Regions from separate parts of the Homo sapiens genome. Here regions 1 and 2 are each linked to region 3. A link is a loop called in an ENCODE intact Hi-C map of the cell type or tissue named here. Cell type or tissue: OCI-LY7. All regions are shown on one strand.

Region 1 (8,000 bases), 180 kb before region 3:
AGCCTCCCAAAGTGCTGGGATTACAGGTGTGAGCCGCCACGCCCGGCCTGTATTTATTTTTTTGAGATGGAGTCTCGCTCTGTTGCCCAGGCTGGAGTCCAGCGGCGCAATCTTGGCTCACTGCAACCTCTGCCTCCTGTCCCAGGTTCGAGCAATTCTCCTGCCTCAGCCTCCGGAGTAGCTGGGAGTACAGGCGTGCGCTACCACACCCAGCTAATTTTTATATTTTTAGTAGAGACGGGGTTTCACCATATTGGTCAGGCTGATCTGAAACTCATGACCTCATGATCCACCCGCCTCAGCCTCCCAAAGTGCTGGGATTACAGGCATGAGCCATCGCACCCGGACTTATTATTTTTTTCAGACAGAATCTTGCTATGTCCCCCAGGGTAGAATACAGAGGCACAATCTTGGCTCACTGCAACCTTTGCCTCCCACATTCAAGCAATTCTCCTGCCTCAGCCTCCTGAGTAGCTGGGACTACAGGTGTACACCACCATGCCAGGCTAATTTTTGTATTTGTAGTAGAGACAGGCTTTCACCAGTAACCCTAGGAAAGAGTAAACCTCAATAGTTGTAACAGCATGCCCTGTCACAGTAATCCTAGGTCGTGGCTCGCACCTGTAATCCCAGCATTTTGGGAGGCCGAGGTGGACGGATCACCAGGTCAGAAGATCGAGACCATCCTGGCTAATTTTTTGTATTTTTAGTAGAGACGGGGTTTCACCGTGTTAGCCAGGAGGCTGAGGCAGGAGAATGGTGTGAACCAGGGAGGCGGAGCTTGCAGTGAGCCGAGATGGCGCCACTGCACTCCAGCCTGGGTGAGCAAGACTCTTGAGACACCGTCTCAAAAAAAAAAAGAGTACACTTCAGTATTTACAACAGCACACTGAGCACACTGTCACAGTAACCCTAGGAAAGAGTAAACCTTAATAGTTACAATAGCACACCCCGTCACGTAACCCTAGGGAAGAGTAAACCTCAATAGTTAAAACAGCACACCCCGTCACAGTAGCCCTAGGAAAGAGTAAACCTCAATAGTTACAACAGCACACCCTGTCACGGTAACCTTAGGAAAGAGTAATCTCAGTAGTACAACAGCTACAACACGCCCTGTCACGGTAACTCTAGGAAAGAGTAAACCTTAATAGTTACAATAGCACACAGTTGTCACAGTGACCCTAGGAAGGACTGGCCAGGCCAGGGCTGTGTACAGTTGGGTCTTGCACATCTGTACATCCGCTCACCTGTCTTCCATTGAGTCTTCTCTTCTATACGGGGAGTTCCTTATTGTGATCTCCATGCAGTGATCTCTCAGCTCCCCCTCCTCAAGGGAATCCCGCTTGGAATCCCGGTCATCAGACTAAGAAGCAAAGAGAAAGTTAATCATTTTCTTTATAAGTTTTTTTTTCTTCATAGATAAAAGTATTTTTAATGATAATCAAACCTGGGCAACATCCCAAAACAAACTTTCACATGTACTCTGAATGAGCCAGTGTTATAAAATATAAAGAATTTTTGGCCAGGTGCAGTGGCTCACGCTTGTTAATCCCAGCACTTTGGGAGGCCGAGGCGGGTGGATCACGAGGTCAGGACATTAAGACCATCCTGGCTAACACGGAGAGACCCCATCTCTACTAAAAATACAAAAAATTAGCTTGGCATGTTGGTGAGCCCCTGTAGTCCCAGCTACTCAGGAAGCTGAGGTAGGAGAATGGTGTGAACCTGGCCCTGGGCGACAGTGCGAGATTCCGTCTCAAAAACAAAAAAAAAGCTAACAAAGTGAGCACATGCTATTGGAAAAATACTCAAAGCAGAGTTGCTACAAACCTTTAATTTGGAAAAATTTCAATATCTGTGAAGCATAATAAAGTGAAGTGCAAGGTATGCCTGTACTCACTAACATCCCAAATGATGCTACAAATCTTAGCAAAAGAGGTACTTTGCCAATGCCTCTTACCAAATTACTAAAAAGGTTTCCTGAGTACATTACCATGCAAACCAAGAAAGACGTAAAATATTTATATTAATTTCAAGGCAAGTTCCCACTATATTAAAAATACTTAGAGATAGTATTATGAATATACTAATAATGAACCGAGAAAAATTAGTCCAGTTTTGCTAATGACTTAACATTCAACGTATTTTATTCTCCATGTATGCTCAATCTAGACACAGCTTTAGTGTGTTAAATCTGCCTTTAATGTCAACTGAATATTAGAATACATTTTGGGCTCACCTGCGACATTTGGAAGTACAAAAGAACTTCACCGAAGAAGCGTTGTTCTAATGGAAAAATGAGGGCAAAGAAATTAAATCTCCTTTAAGAAAACCACTTACTTAAAAAAATATGGCTTACATTTTTTAAGCGTTTTATCTCTGCTTTCTCCTCTTGTTCCTTCCTTCGTTTCTTTTCCTGAAGAATTTCATCTAAAGTTTTCACTTTCCAAGAGTCCTTTTCATCACCCATTTGAGTTAAAACACTGCAAAAAGAAAAATAATTCAGCCTACATCAGGACACAGCAAGCTATGGTGCTGAACACTTGAACCTAGTCACTTTTGAGGGATTCAGAATAAATCCTCATTAAGAATAAGAAGTTGTGCCCGGCGCAGTGGCTCAAGACGGTAACCCTAGCACTTTGGGAGGCCGAGGCGAGCAGATCGCTGGAGTTCCGGAGTTCAACACCAGCCCGGGCAACATGGCAAAACCTCGTCTCTACAAAAAATACAAAAGTTAGCCCAGTGTGGTGGCGCGTGCCTGTATTCCTAGCTACAGGAAGGAGGCTGCTAGAGGCAGGAGGATCACTTGAATCAGAGAGGTCAAGGCTGCAATGAGCCAAGACTGCGCCACTGCACTCCAGCCTAGATAACAAAGTAAGACTTGGTTAAAAAAAAAAAAAAAAAAAGGTAAGCTCTAGGCTGAGGCGGGTGGATCACAAGGTCGGGAGGTCAAGACCAGCCTGGCCAACACGGCGAAAACCCTGTCTCCACTAAAAATACAAAACTTAGCTGGGCGTGGTGGCGGGTGCCTGTAATCCCAGCTACTCGGGAGGCCGAGGCAGCAGAATCGCTTGAATCCGAAAGGCGGAGGTTCCGGTGAGCCGAGGTCGCGTCACTGCACTCCAGCAAGACCCCGTCTCAAAAAAAAAAAAAAAAAAAAAAAAAAAAAAAAAAACAAGAATGATAAGTTGTAAGCCAGGCAAGGTGGCGAGCGCCTGTAGTCCCATATACTCTGCAAGCTGAGATGGGAGACCGATTGAGCCCAGGAGTTCCAGGCTGAAGTGCGCTTGTGAACAGCCACTGCGCTGCAGCATGGGCGACAAAAAAGAGTGATGGGTTCTGAAAAATGACCGCTTGAAATCAAGTCTCGTTTCTGTCATTCTTGTATGGTCTTGGGTAACGTAATTCACCTCAGTTCAGTCTTCCGTACAACCAGAATAACAACACCTACGTGATAGTATCGATCGCGGATTAAAGATCATCCGTTTAAAGGCTCTTAACTCAGGACCTGCCACTCATCAAACACTGCTTTTACTGTCAGAATCTGCTAGAAAGACCGCTTGGACTACGTGAAGCCACTAGCACACTGGACAGCTGCACCTTGAGACCGGGGAGATGCTCCGAGATGTGCTCGCGAACAAGGCCACCTGACCCGGGCACTGGGCTATTTCCTCGGGTTCAGTCCCGCACACTTGAGGTTCAGCCTGGCAGACGTTGGCTCCAGACAGCGTTTGGACCCGCCGCCTCCACCACCCAAAGTTCCGTGCGGGATGAGACTGTCCGCGGAAGCGAGGGTGTCGCTCGCCCCCGGGCCCGGGTCCGCCCCGCTCCGAGGCCTGCTCGGAAGAAAGACCTCGGTGCGCAGTTCTCGTCGCGCTCCCACACCTGGTCCGCCCAGTCGGAACTCACCCCTACGGGGCCGCGGCCGGTCCCTGAGCCTGAGAAGAAACAGCAACCGGCGCTCGCCAGAAGTATCCTCACTTCCTGTGTTGACGCCTAATGATGATATAATAGCCGACCTCTGGCCCAGAACTCAAGACGACAGGGGCTCGCTCTGTGCGGCACTTCCTGTGTCTGCGCGGGATGATGACGCATAAAACAGCGCTTGCTCAGGTCCAGGACTCCAAAAGAAACTGCGCCGTGAGCTGCACTTCCGACTTCGGCGCGGGCCGGGGCGCCGAGCAGAGCGACGCCGACTTTTGGAGCAGTTTGCGCCTGCGCGGAACGCGTGGCCGGCTTCCGGAATCCTACCGGGACTTTTCCGGTAGCGAAGCCCGCGCCTGTGCCAAGGCTTGCGAGCAGAATGCCTTCGCGATGGACGCCCGCATTCCACCCCCTTGACCGCTGGGACCCCTAGTGGCGGGTGGGTGGAGCGCGCTCCATTTACCTGCTGGTTACCTCGTGAGGCGCCTCAGGTCTGTGTGTCTTGTAAAGGCCGATCTCGGAATTTAACTCTGAACCTTACTCAGAAACAAAGCAGGGAGAGCTCTTACGATGTGATTTTATTTTATTTATTCATGTATTTACTTTTGAGTCGGAGCCTTGCTCTGCCGCCCAGGTTGGAGTGCAGTGGCGTGGTCTTGGCTCACTGCAGCCTCCTCCCGGGTTCAAGGAATTTTCCTGCCTCAGCCTCCCGAGTAGCTGGAACCACAGGCCCGCGCCACCACGCCCGGCTAATTTTTATATTTTTGGTAGAGACGAGGTTTCGCCATATTGGCCAGGCTGGTCTCGAACTCCTGACCTCAAGTGATCCGCCTGCTTCGTCCTCCTAAAGTGCTGGGATTACAGGCGTGAGCCACCGCGCCGGGCCTTTTACAATGTGATTTTGAAGCTGACACTGGCAGTGGGTCCTCAAAGTGCAGACTCACTGGGTATGGTGCTTCCCCCAACTCCCAGGGCCCCACTCCAAACCCATGGATTCAGAGCATTGCAGGAGAAGAGGATAAAACGAGCAATTAATTCCCTTTCCATATGTCAGGTTTTCCTCTTGCCTTGAAAAGTCACAGAAAAATGCTTTAGACATCTGAATCTCAGGAAACAAACAATGGAAGATAAACATCCGCATTTACTGGGCCTGAAATGGGAAAATGAAAGATGTGGCAAGAAACTGACAAGGGCCCAAGAAGGGCGATGGGTATCGGAATTCTTTTCATCCCGGAATGAAATGCTGCTTGCTTTGTGTACCCAAGCTCTTTTTTTATTTTTATTTTTTTGAGACGGAGTCTCGCTCTGTTGCCCAGGCTGGAGTGCAGTGGCGCGATCTCGGGTCACTGGAAGCTCCGCCACCCGGATTCACGCCATTCTCCCGCCTCCACTCCATTCGCCCGCATTAGGCTCCTGAGTACCTGTGACTACAGGCGCCTGCCACCATGCCCGGCTAATTTTTTTTTTATTTTCGGTAGAGACGGGGTTTTACCGTGTTAGCCAGGATGGTCTCAATCTCCTGACCTCGTGATCAGCCTGCCTCTGCCTCCCAAAGTGCTGGGATTACAGGCGTGAGCCACCGCGCCTGGCCTCCCCCAAGCTCTTAATGTTGCTTCCTGAGTTCTTGGTAACTGGGGAAATCTCCCTATTTTTTTATTTTTATTTTTTTTTGAGACGGAGTCTTGCTCTGTCGCCCAGGCTGGAGTGCAGTGGCGCAATCTCGGCTCACTGCAAGCCCCACCTCCCGGGTTCAACGCCATTATCCTGCGAGCCTCAGCCTGCCGAGTAGCTGGGACTACAGGCACCCGCCACCGCGCCTGGCTAATTTTTTGTATTTTTTTTAGTAGAGACGGGGTTTCACTGTGTTCGCCAGGATGGTCTCGATCTCCTTACCTTGTGATTCGCCCGCCTTGGCCTCCCAGAGTGCTGGGATTACAGGCGTGAGCCACTGCGCCTAGCTATTTTTATTTTTTCTGATAGGGAGACTCGCTCTGGCCCAGGCTGGAGGGCAGTGGCGGGATCTCCGCTCATTGCAAGCTCCGCCTCCTGGGTTCACGCCATTCTCCCGCCTCCACTCCATTCTCCCATCTTAGGCTCCAGAGTAGCTGGGCCACCATGCCCGGCTAATTTTTTGTATTTTTAGTTGAGACCGGGTTTCACTGTGTTAGCCAGGATGGTCTTGATCTCGTGACCTCGTGATCTGCCTGCCTTGGCCTCCCAAAGTGCTGGGATTACAGGCGTGAGCCACAGCACCCTGCCCTTTTTTTTGAGAAATAAGTCTCACTGTGTCACCCAGGCTGGAGTAGAGTGACACAATTTTGGGTAACTGCAGCTTCCACCTCCCAGGTTCAAGTGATTCTCCTGCCTCAGCCTCCCGAGTAGCTGGGACTACAGGCGCCCACCACTACGCCCGGCTAATTTTTTTGTGTTTTTAGTTGAGACGGGGTTTCACTGTGTTAGCCAGGATGGTCTTGATCTCATGACCTTGTGATCTGCCTGCCTTGGCCTCCCAAAGGGTTGGGATTACAGGCGTGAGCCACAGCACCTTTTTTTTTCTGTTTTGAGAGAAAGTCTCGCTGTGTCACCCAGACTGGAGTGCAGTGGCACAATTTTGGGTAACTGCAGCCTCCGTCTCCTGGGTACAAGTGATTCTCCTGCCTCAGCCTCCCGAGTAGCTGGGATTATAGGCGTGCGCCACCACACCTGGCTAACTTTTGTATTTTTAGTAGCGACAGGGTTTTGCCATGTTGGCCAGGCTGGTCTTGAACTCCTGACCTAAAGTATCTGCCCACCAGCCTCCCAAAGTGCTGGAATTATAGTCATGAGCCACCGTGCCCGGCCAAAAATCTCCAGTTTACCCTTCCTTTGTGAAATCTGTTGAGTACCCAAATGCAGCCACTCATGTCAAACCCTAACAAAATCGACCCCAGAGCCCACGAGGAGGGGGTGGCCTCGCACTTGCGCTTGATAGGAGCTGCCACAAAGGCCTTTCCCAACCAGAACTTTGGGTCCAGCCACTTCTGTGAAGAGCCTCTTTGCTAGCAATAGCCAGCCCCACCGGTGAACAAAGTAGCATGAACACCAGAGGTCCACAAGGAAGAAAACAAAGCAGTCCATATTTAACATTTATTTTACTTTGCTGAGCAAGAATCATAGACAGCTACTACCACGGCTGCTTCGTTTGGACAAAAATAACCAGGAGGCATCCACGGGATTAGTTACACGGTATCAACTTACCACCACAGCAGAATCAACAGTGACTCGCTAATTAACAGAACCGTTTGCTAGAAAGCACTAATCTAGTTATATAAATACTGAAATAGGTCACATGCAAAACACTATAAACGTTTTGTGTGATGTACTTTTAGTTCTCCATAGTTTTGTTTGGTATAAAGGAAATATAATTTGGCTGTGACGTAGACTGTTGATGTAATTTTCAAGTTTTCCTGTATGGGGAAAGTTGCCCTGACTGTGGCCCTTTTCAAGGTGGAGCCTCCAACACCACGTTGGCAGATTCAGACTCCGTGAACAGTCTAAATGAGCAAGTCAGCTGAATGCCACTTTCAGATGGAAGGGAAATGAGATGGAAAACAACAAAAAAGGACTGCCAGGCGGAACAGTTTCCAACCGAGTTTTCGTTGAGTGAGGATCCAGCAGCCATCAAACTCAAACATAGGGGCCCGCAGGGAAACTGGAGGAAATACTTCAGAGACAGCAAAGCTGAAGGTTTCTGTGCTCTGAGGGATCCGAGAGTGGATGTCCCACTCCTGTATCCTCAGCCAGACACAGAACTAGCCAGATTCATTAGGGAAGCTCAGATGCTCTCATTCTATAAAGTAAGGCCCCCAGCAGGGCACGTACATACATTGGGAAAGAAGAAACCCCTTAGTACCATGTTGGTCAAAGGCAAGAGAGAGAATTCTATTTCCATCTGGAATGTCATTCTTGTTTACTTCTTCCAACAGTGAAATACTTCCAGGCCTTCGAAAGGCCATCCTTTGGACACATGTAAAAAGCTGTCTTGTTGGCCCGTTATTCCCACTGACCCGTCTGAGTGATCACCCAGGAGCGCGGCG
Region 2 (8,000 bases), 71 kb before region 3:
ATCTCCTGACCTCGTGATCCGCCCGCCTCAGCCTCCCGAAGTGCTGGGATTACAAGAGTGAGCCACCGCGCCCAGCCTTAATGTTACATTTTTTAAAAAAAATTTCTGTGAGGGTCTCACACTCTTGCCCAGGGTGGAGTGAGTGGCATGATCATAGCTCACTGCAGTTCAAGCCATCCTTCTACCTTAGCCTCCAGAGTAGCCAGGACTACAAGCAGACTCCACCCATCACACCCAGCTATTTTTGAAATTTTTGGTAGAGACGAGGCCTTGCTATGTTGCCCGGGCTGGTCTCAAACTCTTGGCTTCAAGTGATCCTCCTGCCAAGGCCTCCCAAAGCGCTAGACTCTAATCTATTGCATGAGCCACCACACCCAGCCTAAAGTTAACTTTTTAAAGTTACCTGATGCAGCCAGGTGCAATGGCTCAAGCCTATAATCCCAGCACTTTGAGAGGCTGAGGCAGGTGGATCACCTGAGGTTAGGAGTTCGAGACCAGCCTGGCCAACGTGGTGAAACTCCGTTTCTACTAAAAAATACAAAAATTAGCCAGGTGTGGTGATGCGTGCCTGTAATCCCACATACTCGGGAGGCTTAGGTGGGAGAACGGCTTGAACCTGGGAGGCGGAGGCTGCAGTGAGCAGAGATCGTGCCACTGCACTCCAGCCTGGGTGACAGAATGAGGCTCCATCTCAAAAAAAAAGTTACTTGATGCAATTCGCTGGGTATCGTGGAACGTGCCTGTAGTCCTACCTACTTGGGAGGCTGAGGTGGGAGGATCGCTTGAGTCCAGGAGTTCAAGGCTGCAGTGAGCTATGATAGCACCACTGCACTCCAATCTGGGCAACAGAGCAAGATCCTGTCTCTAAATAGTTACTGGAATAACTGTAACATATTGCTAAGAACAATAAGGAAGACAGTAATAATTTGGGAAAACGCTTACTATATACTAAGTCAAAAATAATATAAATTTGCATATAGTTATTTTATTTGAGACTGAGTCTAGCTCTGAGGCCCAGGCTGGATGGAGTGCAATGGCGCGATCTCGGCTCACTGCAACCTCCACCTCCTGAGTTCAAGCGATTCTCCTTCCTCAGCTTCCCAAGTAGCTGGGATTACAGGCATGCACCACCACACCTGGCTAATTTTTGTATTTTTAGTAGAGACAGGGTTTCGCCATGTTGGCCAGGCTGGTCTTGAACTCCTGACCTCAAGTCATCTGCCTGCCTCAGCCTCCCAAAGTACTGGGATTACACGCACCCGGTCACATGTAGTAATTGTAGCTGCTTTATTATAATTAAAATAGGTCTGGGCGCGGTGGCTCATGCCTGTAGTCCCAGCACTTTGGGAGGCTGAGGCTGGCAGATGGCTTGAGCTCAGGAGTTCAAGACCAGGCTGGGCAACAACATGGCAAAAACCTGGTCTCTACTAAAAATGCAAAAATTAGCTGGCGCAGTGGCACACGCCTGTAGTCCCAGCTACTTGGGAGGCTGAAGTGGGAGAATCCACTTGAGCCTGGGAAATTGAGGCTACAGTGAGCCATGACTGTTCCACTACACTCTAGCCTGAGCACATGGAGTGAGACCTTGTCTCAAAAAAAAAAAAAAAAGAAAAGAAAAAAGAAAAATATACTCACTTTAAAGAAAGATAGAATAGCATTTTTATTATAACTATTAGTCACGTTTTTCTACTAAACGTAATATTGATGCAGCTTCCTTTGAAAATTAAAGAATAAATGTAAATTTTAAAAGTCTTACTCACATTTAATTGCTCTTGCTTTTCTCTTCGCTTCCCTCAGTCCCCCAGACCTTCCAGAACACCCACCACCAGGTTTCCCTGGCCTGGGCTCCTCTCCTCCGGTGCCGACGTCACGGCTAAGCTCTGGCTGTGCTGACTCCAAGAGCCCGCCCGTCTAATCCACTAAGACAGGCTCTGCTAAGGCCTCATGTCTAGTCTTCCTGATGACCCATATCTGCCATTGGCTTTTATTCAGAATCTGAGTTTTGGAAATCCTTTTGAGAGAGATTTGAATAACTTAAAAGCAAGCAGGTGAAGGGATCTGCCCCTACTTTAGAACAACATCTTTGTGAGTCAAGTGTTAGCAAGATTTTTAAAGTCAGAATATTTCATATTTGCAATGCAATGTGCTCCGTGTAGTGCCTCTACCCTTCATGGCAATGCAGCAGCCCAGGCCTCTCATCCAGACCCCTGAGAGTCTAGGAGGGGCACCTCAGCGGTGCCCTCAGGACCCCATATTACACAGTCACCAATAACAACATTCAGGCTGCAAGTTTGCCAATGACAAAATAGGGTACAGATATTGAAAAATAATTTCAAGTTCTGGTTCTGCAACATACAAAGAATAATGCTTTCACTAAATTGTTTTTTACTCTAATCTGCTTAATTCAAAATGGGAATGGTGTTATCTATATCACAGAGCTAAAATGAAAATTAAATCAGACAACCAATCTGAAAGTGCTCTGTCAGTCTCACAGTGATTAAACTATGACGTGTACCTTTGACTAACAATCTCAAGGACAACAGGCACCATGCTCACCAAAGTGCACACATGTGGTCCCACCACCAAGCAGCAACAGGGCAGTCCTGAGTCACCTGGTCACCAGCTAGCCGCACACCCCTGAGCCTCCTGTGCAGCACTGGATGGCTGCATCTCTGGATGGTTTGGACAACTTCCGAAGTCCAAACCGGCCCCAGTGTCTTACACCGGGGCAGGAAATTTGCTAACTTGACCAAACACACAAGGATCACAGCTCACCTCCAAGACGAAGCAGCATTTTGAAAGAGAGGAGTTTGCATGAGGAATTTAAACCAATTTCACTCACTTTTCCATTTTTCTTTCATTCCCAAGTCCAGGTCAATCTCCAAAACTAAGACTGTGGGAATTCAAAGGGCAACGGAAAAAGTCCTCAGGCCCTGCTTCCCTTACGCACCGCTCCTAACAATACTGTGAGGAATAAGGGGAGCAGGGGACCACCGCAACTGATAAAGGACACGACCACTAACGCAGCTGCAGAGCAACGCATGCGCAGACCCTCCCTCCAACACAACAGGCACTGTAGAGCCTCAGCATGGTGCTGAGCAGCATGAACCAGGCTGGATTCTAGTTTGAGGGAGACAGAAGACAAACAGGTAAATCACGTGGAGTTACAGAGGCTGGGAGCGTACACAGTCACTGCGAACGGGTGAAGTGTGCCAACGAGGGCAGGGAGGATGCTGCTTTGCATGGCTGTTAGACATGACCTTGCTAATGGGCCAACATTTGAGCAGCAGGCAGATGGGCAAAAATAACACAACTGTTCTTGTTTGAGGTGCTATTTTTTGCAATGGTAACAATTTTAAAAATCTTACCTTAGGATTTTGCCTGTGCCTATAAAGTAATCTTAACGAAAAAGTGAATGTGACCAAAGCTCTAGAACTAGAAGACAGGGAAACATGTTCAATGACCCCACAGAGGCAACGGTACTACACAATGGCCTGGGAAACACTCCAGGACAGACGACCAGGCAGGTCGGTTAGTCTGTCTTTAACAAATAAACTTCAAGGGAAAAAGGAGAGAAAGCAAACAATGGAGGGAGGATTTCTGGACTAAGTGAAGAGACTCCCCAGAATCATCTCCTTCATGTCCCAGTCACAAGTGAGCTCACTCACCCATTAGACGCTGGCAACTGGGGGAAGGGCAGGAACTATGGTGTGCGGTCACAAAGCCCTCAGAAGGCAATTCTCCAGGGAGGGGTCTAACAGCCAGGGGTGAGCCAGTGAGGCACAGCTGCTAAGAGCTTACCTCTGACCCTTGGAACTCTGAAATCCCAGAAGTGGCTACTGACTCTCCCGAAGCCTTATTATTTCTCATGCATCACAAAAAACATCTGATCTCCCATTCTGCTCTCCCTTTTCTAACCCTGTTAGCCTATGGCCTCTTTTTGCTTTTAGGGCGGAGCACAAAATCTAGCACATACTAGGACAATTGGAAATCATTCAATAGATACACATCTTCAAACATGTTGAGGCCAAATTGGAAGTCCCACTTTGATCATTTCAAAGCCAAACTTTATATGTAACTGATGGAGTCTCATGAAATGAATGGCATCCATCCAGAAGACGGGTCTAACAGGGAAAGGTGGTGAGAAACTAACAATCATGCAGCGCACACAACAGAGGAGGCTAAACTCCAAGCACTTTTTTTTTTTTTTTTTTTGAGATGGAGTCTCACTCTGTTGCCCAGGCTGGAGTGCAGTGGTGCGATCTCGGCTCAGTGCAACCTCCGCCTCCCGGGTTCATGCCATTCTCCTGCCTCAGCCTCCCAAGTAGCCAGGACTACAGGCGCCTGCCACTATGCCCTGCTAATTTTTTAAATTTTTATTAGAGACGGGGTTTCACCGTGTTAGCCAGGATGGTCTTGATCTCCTGACTTCATGATCCGCCCACCTCAGCCTCCCAAAGTGCTGGGATTACAGGCGTGAGCCACTGCACCCGGCCTCCAAGCACCTTTTATAAGGGGCCTGGAAATCCTTAGGTTTAGGGAAAGACTGCTGTGTGCCATGCCATCTGCACTCCAGTATATAAAAATAATCTTTGTTTTTACATTTACTGCTGCAAACTACAATGAATACTATGTGCTTTCCCAACAGCAAATGGGCGGTGGGGGTTAGAATTCTGTTCCTAGAAAAACTTCCGTGTTTTTATTGGCATTTGCAGGTCCAGCCCACTTAAGCAGGACCAATGATGTCTGACAGCCCTGGCTGGAAGCAGAGTGACGCTTCATGGCAGGAAAGTTGGAAGCCCCAGGTTCTAACCCAGACTCTATCTCTTCTCACCAGGTGGCCTCCAGTAGGTTTCCTAACTTCTCTCTGCCTACATTTTTTTGTCTGAAAGTGGGGACAGTAATAGTCCCCACAGCTCATGCTATGACAATTCCATTAGAATCCATGCAAGCCCCTTAGAACCATGACTGACACAGTAAATGCTTACTAAATATGACTTGCTATGAAAGCAGGTGTAAAACTGTTGCCCTGAAAGTTTTAAGTAATGTCCAGAAAACTACCTCCTGCCTCACCTGCCACACTTTCCATCCAGTCAGTGCAGTAGGCCCTTTTGCAGAAATCAAAAATATATGTAGCAGTGGCAACCAGTGTAACAGTGGAGTTAATCAGATAGATGTGATACTTTGAAATCTGTGCATGTTGTTACATGTACAAGTCTTTATGAGAACATCTGCTTTCACTTCTCTTGGGCAGATTCCTAGCGGTGGAATGGCTGGATCATACTACAGGTGTGTGTTGAACATTCCAAGAAAATGCCAGGCCAGGTGCAGTGACTCATGACTATAATCTGAGCACTTTCCGAGGCAAGGCAGGAGGATCACTTGAGCCCAGGAATTGAAGACCAGCCTGGGCAACATACTGAGACCCCGTCTTACAAGAATTAAAAAAAGAAAAAAAAAAAAAAAAAAAAAGCCAGACATGGTAGTGCGTGCCTATAGTCCCAACTACTTAGGAAGCTGAGGCCAGAGGATCACTTGAGCCCAGGAGGTCATGGATGCAGTCAGCTATGATCACACCATTGTACTCCAGTCTAAGAGACAGAGTGAGACCCTATTTCAAAAAAACAAAAAACAAACTCAAAAAACAAAAAAAACCAACTCTTTTCAAAATGGTTATGCTGGGTCACATTCCCAACATCCTATAAGCAATGTGGAGAGTCCCGGCTCCTCACGCCCAACAACGCTGGGTGGGTGTCACAGCCATTCTAATGGGGGCGTGGGCTGTAGTCTCCATCTGCATCTCGCTGACTGCTGAGCTTCTGAGGCACTCAATTGCTGTCTATACAGTTTCTGGTAAAGTGTCTGTTCAAGTCACTTGCCTCTTTTTTATTGGGTTACCTGTTTTCTTAATATTGCTTTTTTTTTTTTTTTTTTTTTTGACACAGGGTCTCGCTCTGTTGTCCAGGCTGGAGTACAGTGGTGTGATCGTGACTCACTGCAGCCTCAACATCCCGGGCTCAAGTGATTCTCCCACCTCAGCCTCCCAAGTAGCTGGTACTACAGACACACAACACGATGCCTGGCTAAATTTTTTTTTTGGAGACAGTCTCGCTTTATCACCCAGGCTGGAGTGCAGTTGCACAACCTGGACTCACTGCAACCTCCACCTCCCAGGTTCAAGTGATTCTTGTGTCTCAGTCTCCCAAATGGCCGGGATTATAGGCATAAGCCACTACACCTAGCTAATTTTTGTATTTTTAGTAGAGATGGGGTTTCCCCATGTTGGCCAGGTTGTTCTCGAACTCCCAACCTCAGGTGATCCGCCTGCCTGGGCCTCCCAAAGTGCTGGGATTACAGGTGTGAGCCACCGTGCCCGACTGCTAACTTTTTTTTTTTTTTTTTTTTGAAGAGACAGGGGTCTCACTTTATTGCCCAGGATGGTATCGAACAACTGGCTTCAAGCAATCCTCCTCCCAAAGTGCTGGGATTACAGGTGTTAGCCATAGTACCTAGCCAAAATTGAGTTTTGAGAGTTCTTACCTATTCTGGATACAAGTCATCTAAAAGACATTTGCTAATATTTTCTGCCAGACTATGGTTTGTCTTTCGTTCTCTGTTTTTTCTAAGGAGCAGAAGTTTTAAATTTTGAACAAATTCAATTTATAAATGTTTTCTTTTACGCATTCTATCTTTGATCTCACATCTAAAAACTGTTTGCTTAATTCAAAATCTCATTTTTTCTAATTTTACGTTTTATATTTAGGTATATGATCCATTGAGTTAATTTTTTTTTTTTTTTTTGAGACGGAGTCTCACTCTGTCACCCAGGCTGGAGTGCAGTAGCGTGATCTTGGCTCACTGCAAGCTCCGCCTCCTGGGTTCATGCCATTCTCCTGCCTTGGCCTCCTGAGTAGCTGGGACTTCAGGTGCCCATCACCACGCCTGGCTAATTTTTTGTATTTTCAGTAGAGACGGGGTTTCATCGTGTTAGCCAGGATGGTCTCGATCTCTTGACCTCGTGATCCACCCTCCTTGGCCTCCCAAAGTGCTGGGATTACAGGCGTGAGCCACCATGCCTGGCCTTTTTGTTTTTGTTTTTGTTTTTTTGACACGGAGTCTCACTCTGTCACCAGGCTGGAGCACAACGGTGCAATCTCAGCTCACTGCAACCTCTGCCTCCTGGGTTCAAGCGATTCCCCTGCCTCAACCTCCTGAGTAGCTGGACTACAGGGGCGTGCCACCACACGTGGCTAAATCTTTTCCTTTGTATTTTCGTAGAGACGGGGTTTCACCATGTTGGCCAGGATGGTCTCGATCTCCAGACCTGATGATCTGCCCACCTTGGCCTCCCAAAATGCTGGGATTACAGGTGAGCCACCTTGCCTGGCCTGAGTTAATTTCTGTACATGATGTCAAGTTCTCCTTTTGCGTAAGAATATCCAATTGACTAACCAGGCGTGGTGGCTCACGCCTGTAATCCCACAGCTTTGGGAGGCCAAGGCGGGTGGATCACCTGAGGTCAGGAGTTCGAGACCAGCCTGACCAACATGGTGAAACCCCGTCTCTACTAAAAATACAAAAATTAGCTGGGTGTGGTGGTGAGCGCCTGTAATCCCAGCTAATTGGGAGGCTGAGACAGGAGAATGGCTTGAACCTGGGAGGGGGAGGTTGCAGAGAGCTGAGATTGCACCACTGCACTTCGGCCTGGGCAACAGAGCAAGACTCTGTCTCAAAAGAAAAAAAAGAATATCCAATTGTTCCAGCCCCTAATTGCTATTCAATTTAATTTTGCTTTTTAATTTAAAATTATTTCAAACTTCAAAGAGTTGCAAGAATAATACAAAGAAACCATGTACCCTCCTCACCCAGACTCACTCACTACGAACATGGCTTCATTATTCCCACTTTATTCAAACAAAAAGGTTTTTGTTTTGTTTTGTTTTCCTGAATCATGTTCACCTTACTTTTTTTTCTTTTCTTTTTTTTTTTTTGAGACGGAG
Region 3 (8,000 bases):
TTGAGGAAGAAGCTCAGGCAGCTCAGGAGATTCATCTTCCCAGGGGCGGCACCCCGGACGGGGCTCCTCCTACACCTGTCGGGGAAACAGTTCGCACCTGTGGCCTCAGCTGGTGGGTGGCTGGTCCAGCCACCAAGGTTTTCCTGACTGCGAGGCCCCTAGAGGTGCCCAGCTAAGGGGCTGCGGAGGGCAGAGCCTTCCCGAGCCCCCTGCCCACTGCCCTCTTGGGCCCTGCCAGGTAAGGGGCAGCCCAGAGATGGACCCAGAGTCCAACCTGCCTGCCCTGGAGCTGCCCTTCTGTCCCAAAGAAGCAGCTGGAGGTCACTGACAGGCAGATGCCAGCAGGGCCCTTTCCAGCAGTGGGTGGCCATGAGTAGCCTTCCCTGGAAGCAGGGGACCTGGTCAAGGCTCTCTCAGGATAGAGAGGCACCTAGAGGGGAAGGGCCAGGGGTCCTCCCAGGCTGGAGCTGCACTCCCACAGTGCAGCTGCTCACTGGGCGGAGCTCTTCGCCACGCCACACCGGGCTGCACGGGTCACAACAGTGCCTCGGGGGGCCGTCCTCTCCAACAGAAGACCCCACCACACTGCCCCGCCCTGTGAAGAGGTCAGGGACTCTATCTTTCTCTCTGGGTGCCAGGGTCCCACCTGCTGTCCCCACCCCCCACCCAGCTCAGGGCCCAGAGGTCTCCACAAGGGACTTCCTCCACACGCCCCACGCCCTTGGTGACTTGCTGGCTCCCCTTTGTTGGGTTCTGCCTCATGAGCTACTGTAAAAAAAAAAAAAAAGTGGTAAAGCCTGGGGGCGGTGGCTCACGCCTGTAATCCCAGCACTTTGGAAGGCCGAGGCGGCCAGATCACAAGGTCAGGAGATCGAGACCATCCTGCCTAACACGGTGAAACCCTGTCTCTACTAAAAATACAAAAAAATTAGCCGGGCATGGTGGCGGGCACCTGTAGTCCCAGCTGCTTGGGAGGCTGAGGCAGGAGAATGGCGTGAACCCGGGAGACGGAGCTTGCAGTGAGCTGAGATCACGCCACTGCACTCTAGCTTGGGCGACAGAGCGAGACTCTGTCTCAAAAAAAAAAAAAAGTGATAAAATACACATAAAATTTATCATTTTAACTATTTTTTATTTTTATTTATTTATTTTTAAATTTTTATTTTTTTGAGATGGCGTCTTGCTCTGTCGCCCAGGCTGGAGTGCAATGGCGTGATCTCGGCTCACTGCAACCTCTGCCTCCCGGGTTCAAGCGATTCTTCTGCCTCAGCCTCCCAAGTAGCTGGGACTACAGGCGCCTGCCACCATACCCAGCTAATTTTTATGCTTTTAATAGAGATGGGGTTTCACCATGTTGGCCAGGATGGTCTCAATCTCTTGACCTTGTGATCCGCCCGCCTTGGCCTCCCAAAGTGCTGGGATTACAGGCGTGAGCCACCATGCTCGGCCTATTTTTTTTCTTTTCTTGGTATGGGGGATCTCACTACGTTGCCCATGCTGGACTCAAACTCCTGGGCCTCCCTAGCAGCTCCGACTACAGGTGCACGCCACTGCACCGGGTGTGCTGTAACCATTTTCGAGTGTACAATGTGTGGCATTTAGCACATTCCCAGTGCTGCGTAGCCGTCAGCACCCCTGCATCAGAACACTTCACTGCCTCCAAGAAAACCCCATGCCCATTAAACAGCCACACCACCCTCCTCCACCCCCCTGGTCCTGGTAACCTCGGTTCCACCTTCTTTTGTGAATCTGGCTGTCGTAGATGCCTCCTGCCAGTGGAACACACAGCCTGTGACCCTTCATGTCTGGCTTCTTCCACCAAGCATAGGTCTCCAGGTTCATCTGCATCACAGCATGTCTCCGTACTTCCTTCCTCTTTACGGCTGAATAATATTCCACTTTATGGATATACCACATTTTACCCATACATTCATGAATGGATATTTGGGTTGTTTCCACCTTTTGGCTTTTTTTTTTTTTTTTTTTTTGAGCCAGAGTCTCGCGCTGTCGCCCAGCCTGGAGTGCAGTGGCGCGATCTTGGTTCACTGCAAGCTTCGCCTCCCGGGTTCACGCCATTCTCCTGCCTCAGCCTCCTGAGTAGCTGGGACTACAGGCGCCCGCCATCATGCCTGGCTAATTTTTTTGTATTTCTTAGTAGAGACAGGGTTTCACCGTGTTAGCCAGGATGGTCTTGATCTCCTGACCTTGTGATCTGCCTGCCTCAGCCTCCCAAAGTGCTGGGATTACAGGTGTGAGCCACTGTGCCTGACCGGCTTTTTTTTTTTTTTTTCTTAAATAGAGACAGAGGCCAAGCACAGGGGCTCAATAGTTGTAATCCCAGCACTTTGGGAGGCCGAGGCGGGTGGATCACCTGAGGTCAGGAGTTTGAGACCAGCCTGGCCAACATGGCGAAACCCTGCCTCTACTAAAAATACAAAAATGGGGGCCAGGTGCGGTGACTCACGCCTGTAATCCCAGCACTTTGGGAGGCCGAGGCGGACAGATCCCCTGAAGTCAGGAATTCAAGACCAGCCTGGCCAACATGGCAGAACCCTGCCTCTACTGAAAATACAAATATTAGCCGGGCATGGTGGCACGCGCCTGTAATCCCAGCTACTCGGGAGGCTGAGGCAGGAGAATCACTCAAACCTGGGAGGCGGAGGTTACAGTGAGCTGAGACTGCGCCACTGCACTGCAGCCTGACGACAGAGCTACAAACACAAAAAATTAGCCACGCATGGTGGCACACACCTATAATCCCAGCTACTTAGGAGGCTGACACAACAGAATCACTTGAACCTAGGAGGCAGAAGTTGCAGTGAGCTGAGACCGCGCCATTACACTCCAGCCTGGGCAACAAGAATGAAACCCGGTCTCAAAATAAATAAATAAATAAATAAATAATATAAAATAAATAAATAATTAGAGACAGGGTCTCGCTCTGTGGTGGGGTTGGAGTGCAGTGATGCAATCATGGCTTGCTGCAGCCTCAACCTCCTTGGCTCAAGTGATCCTCCTGCCTTGGCCTCCCAAGTAGCTGGGAATAGAGGTGCCTGCCACCATGCCTGGCTAATTAAAACAAATTTTTTTTGTAGAGATGGGGTCCCATCCTATTGCCCAGGGTGGTCCTTTAGCTATTATAAACAATGCTGTTATACACATTCCTTTTTTTCCCAAGACAGAGTCTCACTCCATCGCCCAGGCTGGAGTGCAGTGGTGTGATATTGGCTCACTGCAACCTCCGCCTTCCGGGTTCAAGCGATTCTCCTGCCTCAGCCTCCTGAGTAGTTGGGAATACAGGCGTGCCCACCATGCCTGGCTAATTTTTGCACTTTTAGTAGAGATGGGGTTTCACCATGTTGGCCAGGCTGGTCTTGAACTCCTGACCTCAGGTGATCTGCCCCCCCTCAGCGTCCCAAAATGCTGGGATTGCAGGCGTGAGCCACTGTGCTTGGCCACACACATTCTTTTGTTTGAACATCTGTTTTAAATTCTTTGGGACATATACCTAGGACCAGAGTTGCTGGGTAATATGGTAACTTTTTTTGATTTTTTTGAGACAGAGTCTTGCTTTGTTGCCCAGGTTGGAGTGCAGTGACATGATACTAGCTCACTGCAACCTCCGCCTCCCAGGTTCAAGCAATTCTCCTGTCCCAGCCTCCCGAATAGTTGGGATTACAGGTGTGCACCACCACATGCGCATAATTTTTATTTTTAGTAGAGATGGGGTTTCGCCATGTTGGCCAAGCTGGTCTCAAACTCCTGACCTCAGGTGATCTACCCGTCTCAGCCTCCCAAAGCGCTGCTATTATAGGCAGAAGCCACTGCATCCGGCCTTTATTTTTATTTTTTGAGACAGGGTCTCACTCTGTCACTCAGGCTGGGGTGCAATGGCACCATCACGGCTCAGTGCAGCTTCTACCTCCCAGGCCCAAGTAAACTCCCAAGTAGCTGGGATCACAGGCAGGTGCCACCATGCCCGGCTAATTTTTTTTTTTTTTTTGAGACAGAGTCTCGCTCTGTCACCCAGGCTGGAGTGCAGTGGCATGATCTCAGCTCACTGCATGCTCCAACTCCCAGGTTCACGCCATCCTCCTGCCTCAGCCTCCCCAGTAGCTGGGACTACAGGCGCCCGCCACCACGCCTGGCTATTTTTTTTTTTTTTTTTGAGACAGAGTCTCACTCTGTTACCCAGGCTGGAGTGCAATGGCACGATCTCGGCTCACTGCAAACTCCGCCTCCCAGGTTCACGCTATTCTCCTGCCTCAGCCTCCCGAGTAGCTGGGACTACAGGCGTCTGCCACCATGCCTGCCTAATTTTTTTTGTATTTTTTAGTAGAGACAGGGTTTCACAGTGTTAGCCAGGATGGTCTCGATCTCCTGACGTCGTGATCTGCCCGCCTCGGCCTCCCAAAGTGCTGGGATTACAGGCATGAGCCACTGCGCCCGGCCATGCCCAGCTAATTTTTTTTTAATGTTTTGTTTGTAGACAGAGGGTATCCCTATGGTGCCCAGGCTGGTCTCGAACTCCTGGGCTCAAGAGATCCTCCCACTTCAACCTCTCACTGTGGTGGGATGACAAGAGTGATCCACCGTGCCTGGCCTTGTTCTTTGTTTTCAAGATTGTTCTGATTATTCAGGGCCCTTGCAATTCCACATGAATTTGAGGATCAGCTTTTCCATTCTTGCCAAAAAGGCCATTAGCATTCATCACCTGTTTTCTGAAAAAAGATAAATTCTGAGCACAGGCCACAGTGTGGTGTCTTAGTCCTTCCAGCCTAACACGCTGACCAGTGGGGTCAGCTCACCAAGGGCAGGCGACAGCGTGATGGGAAGCAGCGGGGCTCTGAGCAGGGACATGACCCCCTCTGGCGGCTGAGAGGAGAACGTCCCGTAGGGCCAGGGTGACCAGAGAGGAGTGCAGATGGGCTGTGAAGGTTGGGCAGGGCTGAGTATTCCTGAGTGACAGATTTGCTGGTGGCACAGGGTCGAGGGCAGTGGGGGAGTCGAGGCTGACACCTGGGTGTTGTAAGCAACGGGGCAGCAGAGCCGTTACAGCGGAGGTGGGAGAGCATGGGCTGCTTTTTGGACCTTTTTAGCATGAGATGCTTCTAAATGTTTGGGTGGAGAAGCAGGCATGGGGAGGGTGTCTCAGGGGCCTGCAGAGCCACAGGCTGGCAGGGCACATGGTGGGGACATGTGTAGCTGAGGACTGTCCTGGAGCTGCCAATATCCCTGCAGGAGGGACTCCTGGGAGTGCTGGCCTGGGCGTGGGGAAGATGGGCAGTGTCCACCCAGGCCAGCTTGGCCAGCCCTTGGGAGTGGCTGAAGCTCTCTGGGGGTAGGCGTGAGAGGCAGGCCTGCCCCTCTCAGACTGGGTGTTGCCCCCAGGCCTGGGCTCCACTAGTTCCCATCTTCAAGGCTTGGAGATAACAGGCCTTGGCCTCAGGGAGTCCAGAATGTACAATGTCAGCCCAGCCCATCAGGGCAGTGGAGTCCCTGGGACTCATGACTGGGACCCAAGTGCAGCCCCGACATCTTCTGAAGTGGAGGCAGGCACCACAGCACATGCCCTGGGGCAGGAGGGGGCAGCTGTGGCCCTTCAGCAGGGCCATCCAGGCCCAGGGCTCCATGCAGAACCCCCAGGGTCTCAGCCCCTTGACTCCTAGGCAGGACTCACCCCAAAGCCACGGCCTTCTCCTGGGACTGCCCCTGGGGCCTGAGGCTGTTTGTCTAGAATGCTGTCCTGAGGCTCCAGCATGCTCCAGCGTGTGTCTCCTGGGAGCTGATGCAAGGTTTGCTTGGAGGAGGCAATAAGGGGTGGGGTACGGCATGGGGACCAGTGAGGTCCTGGAGGGGGCACAGGCCAAGGTGGTGGTCTGGGAGGCCTGAGGGCATGGGGGCTGCCCAGGGGTGGAAGAGGACCCCAAGCAGCAGGGATTTGGGTGGAACCAGGAGTCCTCAAGCAGGGGTGCTGCCCCTCCTGGGGAGGCTGGGCCTGCAGGTGCTGGGTGTTTTGGAAACCAGCAGGTGTGGCCAGGCACGTGGCCCCTGGAGCCTGTGGCTGACGCACATCTGAGACTGGCTGGGCGCTGCTGCACGCCTCCTGGAGCTCTGCCCAGGCTTGCCCTGGGGTCCCCTGGGGGTAGGCCCAGCCTGTCCACCAGACTTTTTTTTGTTTTTTGAGACGGAGTCTTGCCCTGTCGCCCAGGCTGGAGTGCAGTGGCGCGATCTCGGCTCACTCCAAGCTCCGCCTCCCGGGTTCACGCCATTCTCCCGCCTCAGCCTCCCGAGTAGCTGGGACTGCAGGCACCCGCCACTATGCCCGGCTAATTTTTTTGTATTTTTAGTAGAGACGGGGTTTCACCATTCACAGGATGGTCTCGATGTCCTGACCTCATGATCCGCCCACCTTGGCCTCCCAAAGTGCTGGGATTACAGGCGTGAGCCACCGCGCCCGGCCTTTTTTTTGAGATGGTCTCCCTATGTTGCTCAGGCTAGAGTGCAGTGGCGAGCGCGACATGGGCTCACTGCAACCTCGCCTCTCAATCACAAGCAATTCTCCTTCCTCAGTTTCCCAAGTTACTGGGATTACAGGCATGTGCCACCACGCCCGGCTAATTTTTGTATTTTTTTGTAGAGTTGTGGGTGGGGAGTTCGCCATGTTGGCCAGGCTGGTCTTAAACTCCTGACCTCAAGTGATCCGCCTGCCTCTGCCTCCCAAAATGTTGGGATTACATGTGTGAGCTACCTAGGGCCCGGCCCCCATCATACTTCTAAGGGTCTGTCTCTCCTGCCCTGCGGCCTCTCCAGCAGCCCCTGGGGACCACGGGGTCAGGCCTTGATTGGGCACCGAGCTGGGACCTCTGGGAGTGACCATGGGGAGGAAGCCCCCCATCACTGCAGAGGGTGGCAGGAGTGAGGGGCTGAGTCAACCTGACTCCTGGGGCCCTGCTGAGGCCAGATCCATGCCCGCCCGAGCCCAGGGCCTGCCCGTCTCAGGCTGGGTGTTGCCCCAGGCCCGGACTCCGGCAGTCCCCATCTGCGGTCCCTTTTGGGAGCTGGAAGGAGGCGGGACAGGACGGCTGCGGGGGTGCAGGGGCTCCTGGGCCACCGGGCGCGCTGGGGCACGCGCTGCAGGGAGGATCTGGGGCTCCTGGTACGTTTGGACAACATGACCCAGCTGCTGTCACATTCGAACGAGGCTGAAGAGGACGCGGACGGAGGAGCCCCGGAACCTGGCTGCCACTGCGCCCCGAGGTGGAGCAGGGAGTCGGGCCGAGCCCTCCGCGGCGCGGGCGGCTGCTGGCGAGGGGCCTCTCGGGAGCCGCGGTCGGGGCACCCTGCGGGGCCGCAGCCGGCGCCTCCGTTCGTTCCCGGCGACGGTGGGAGTCCGGAAGGGAAACTCACAGGGCCGTGTGTGACCGAGGACGGAGGGCGGCGCGGACGGCGCCGTGTTCGCAGTGCTCGAAATCCCCACGACCGGCCTCGGACGGCGACCCCGGCCGGCCCAGCTCCCACTCCAAGCGGGGTGACGCCAGACGCCCAGGCCCCGGGACCGCCCCGAGTCCGCGCGGCCTGCGAGCGCCGTCTGGTGGGAAAGCGCGGAGCTTCCGACGCGGGGCGGGGCTTCCAGGTGGGGCGGGGCCGAGACAGGGTGGGGCGGGCGTCAAGGCGGGCCGTGGGGGGGGGGGGGGAAGTGACGGGGCGTGGCCGGATGACGGGGCGTGGCCGGGTGACGGGGCGGGGCCGGGTGATCCGGGCTCCCCCGCCTTTCCCCGCCGCCGCTAGGACGCACGGCGGTGGCGAGCACCGGCTCCCACAGGCTGTGCCACGTGAACGTCAAGCAAGAAGCGAGAGACGGCCGCGCGCGGTGGCTCACGCCTGTAATCCCAGCACTTTGGGAGGCCGAGGCGGGCGGATCACCTGAGGTCAGGAGTTGGAGACCAGCCTGGCCAACATGGCGAAACCCCGTCTCTACCGAAAGTACAAAAATTAGC

What was found. Peaks named below come from ENCODE experiments on the same cell type or tissue, not always from the same donor. Only the 100,000 strongest peaks of a DNase experiment are listed, where the experiment ranks them.
Region 1: it touches region 3 in a loop (7-fold over the local background); 5 of 110 quality-filtered maps call a loop at or near these places.
Region 2: it touches region 3 in a loop (2.9-fold over the local background); 13 of 110 quality-filtered maps call a loop at or near these places.

What each region holds. Positions count from the first base shown.
Region 1 is chr1:1,720,349-1,728,348 of GRCh38, forward strand. It overlaps CDK11A (cyclin dependent kinase 11A), which reads right to left and starts at 4,009. Exons shown (of 20, transcript NM_024011.4): 1 at 3,910-4,009; 2 at 2,360-2,483; 3 at 1,248-1,363. The coding sequence starts at 2,470. It also overlaps the pseudogene SLC35E2A. RefSeq lists enhancers at 3,892-4,121, 4,102-4,941. In OCI-LY7, CTCF peaks have their summits at 4,223 and 4,449; a DNase peak (open chromatin) is centred at 4,083; H3K4me3 peaks cover 1,251 bases; H3K27ac peaks cover 1,354 bases.
Region 2 is chr1:1,830,472-1,838,471 of GRCh38, forward strand. All of the region lies in intron 2 of GNB1 (G protein subunit beta 1), which reads right to left. Among named protein-coding and RNA genes, the nearest start is that of NADK, 56 kb to the left of the region's middle. In OCI-LY7, no CTCF peak of the experiment used is centred here; DNase peaks (open chromatin) are centred at 3,210, 3,730, 4,800 and 5,170; H3K4me3 peaks cover 3,524 bases; H3K27ac peaks cover 6,318 bases.
Region 3 is chr1:1,901,547-1,909,546 of GRCh38, forward strand. It overlaps LOC124903822 (a long non-coding RNA gene), which reads right to left and starts at 7,580. Exons shown (of 2, transcript XR_007065353.1): 1 at 5,681-7,580; 2 at 4,456-4,721. RefSeq lists enhancers at 6,050-6,199, 7,910-8,000 and silencers at 7,057-7,876, 7,897-7,946. In OCI-LY7, CTCF peaks have their summits at 4,855 (motif pointing left), 5,058 and 7,571 (motif pointing left); DNase peaks (open chromatin) are centred at 4,885, 6,055 and 7,685; H3K4me3 peaks cover 1,365 bases; H3K27ac peaks cover 2,946 bases.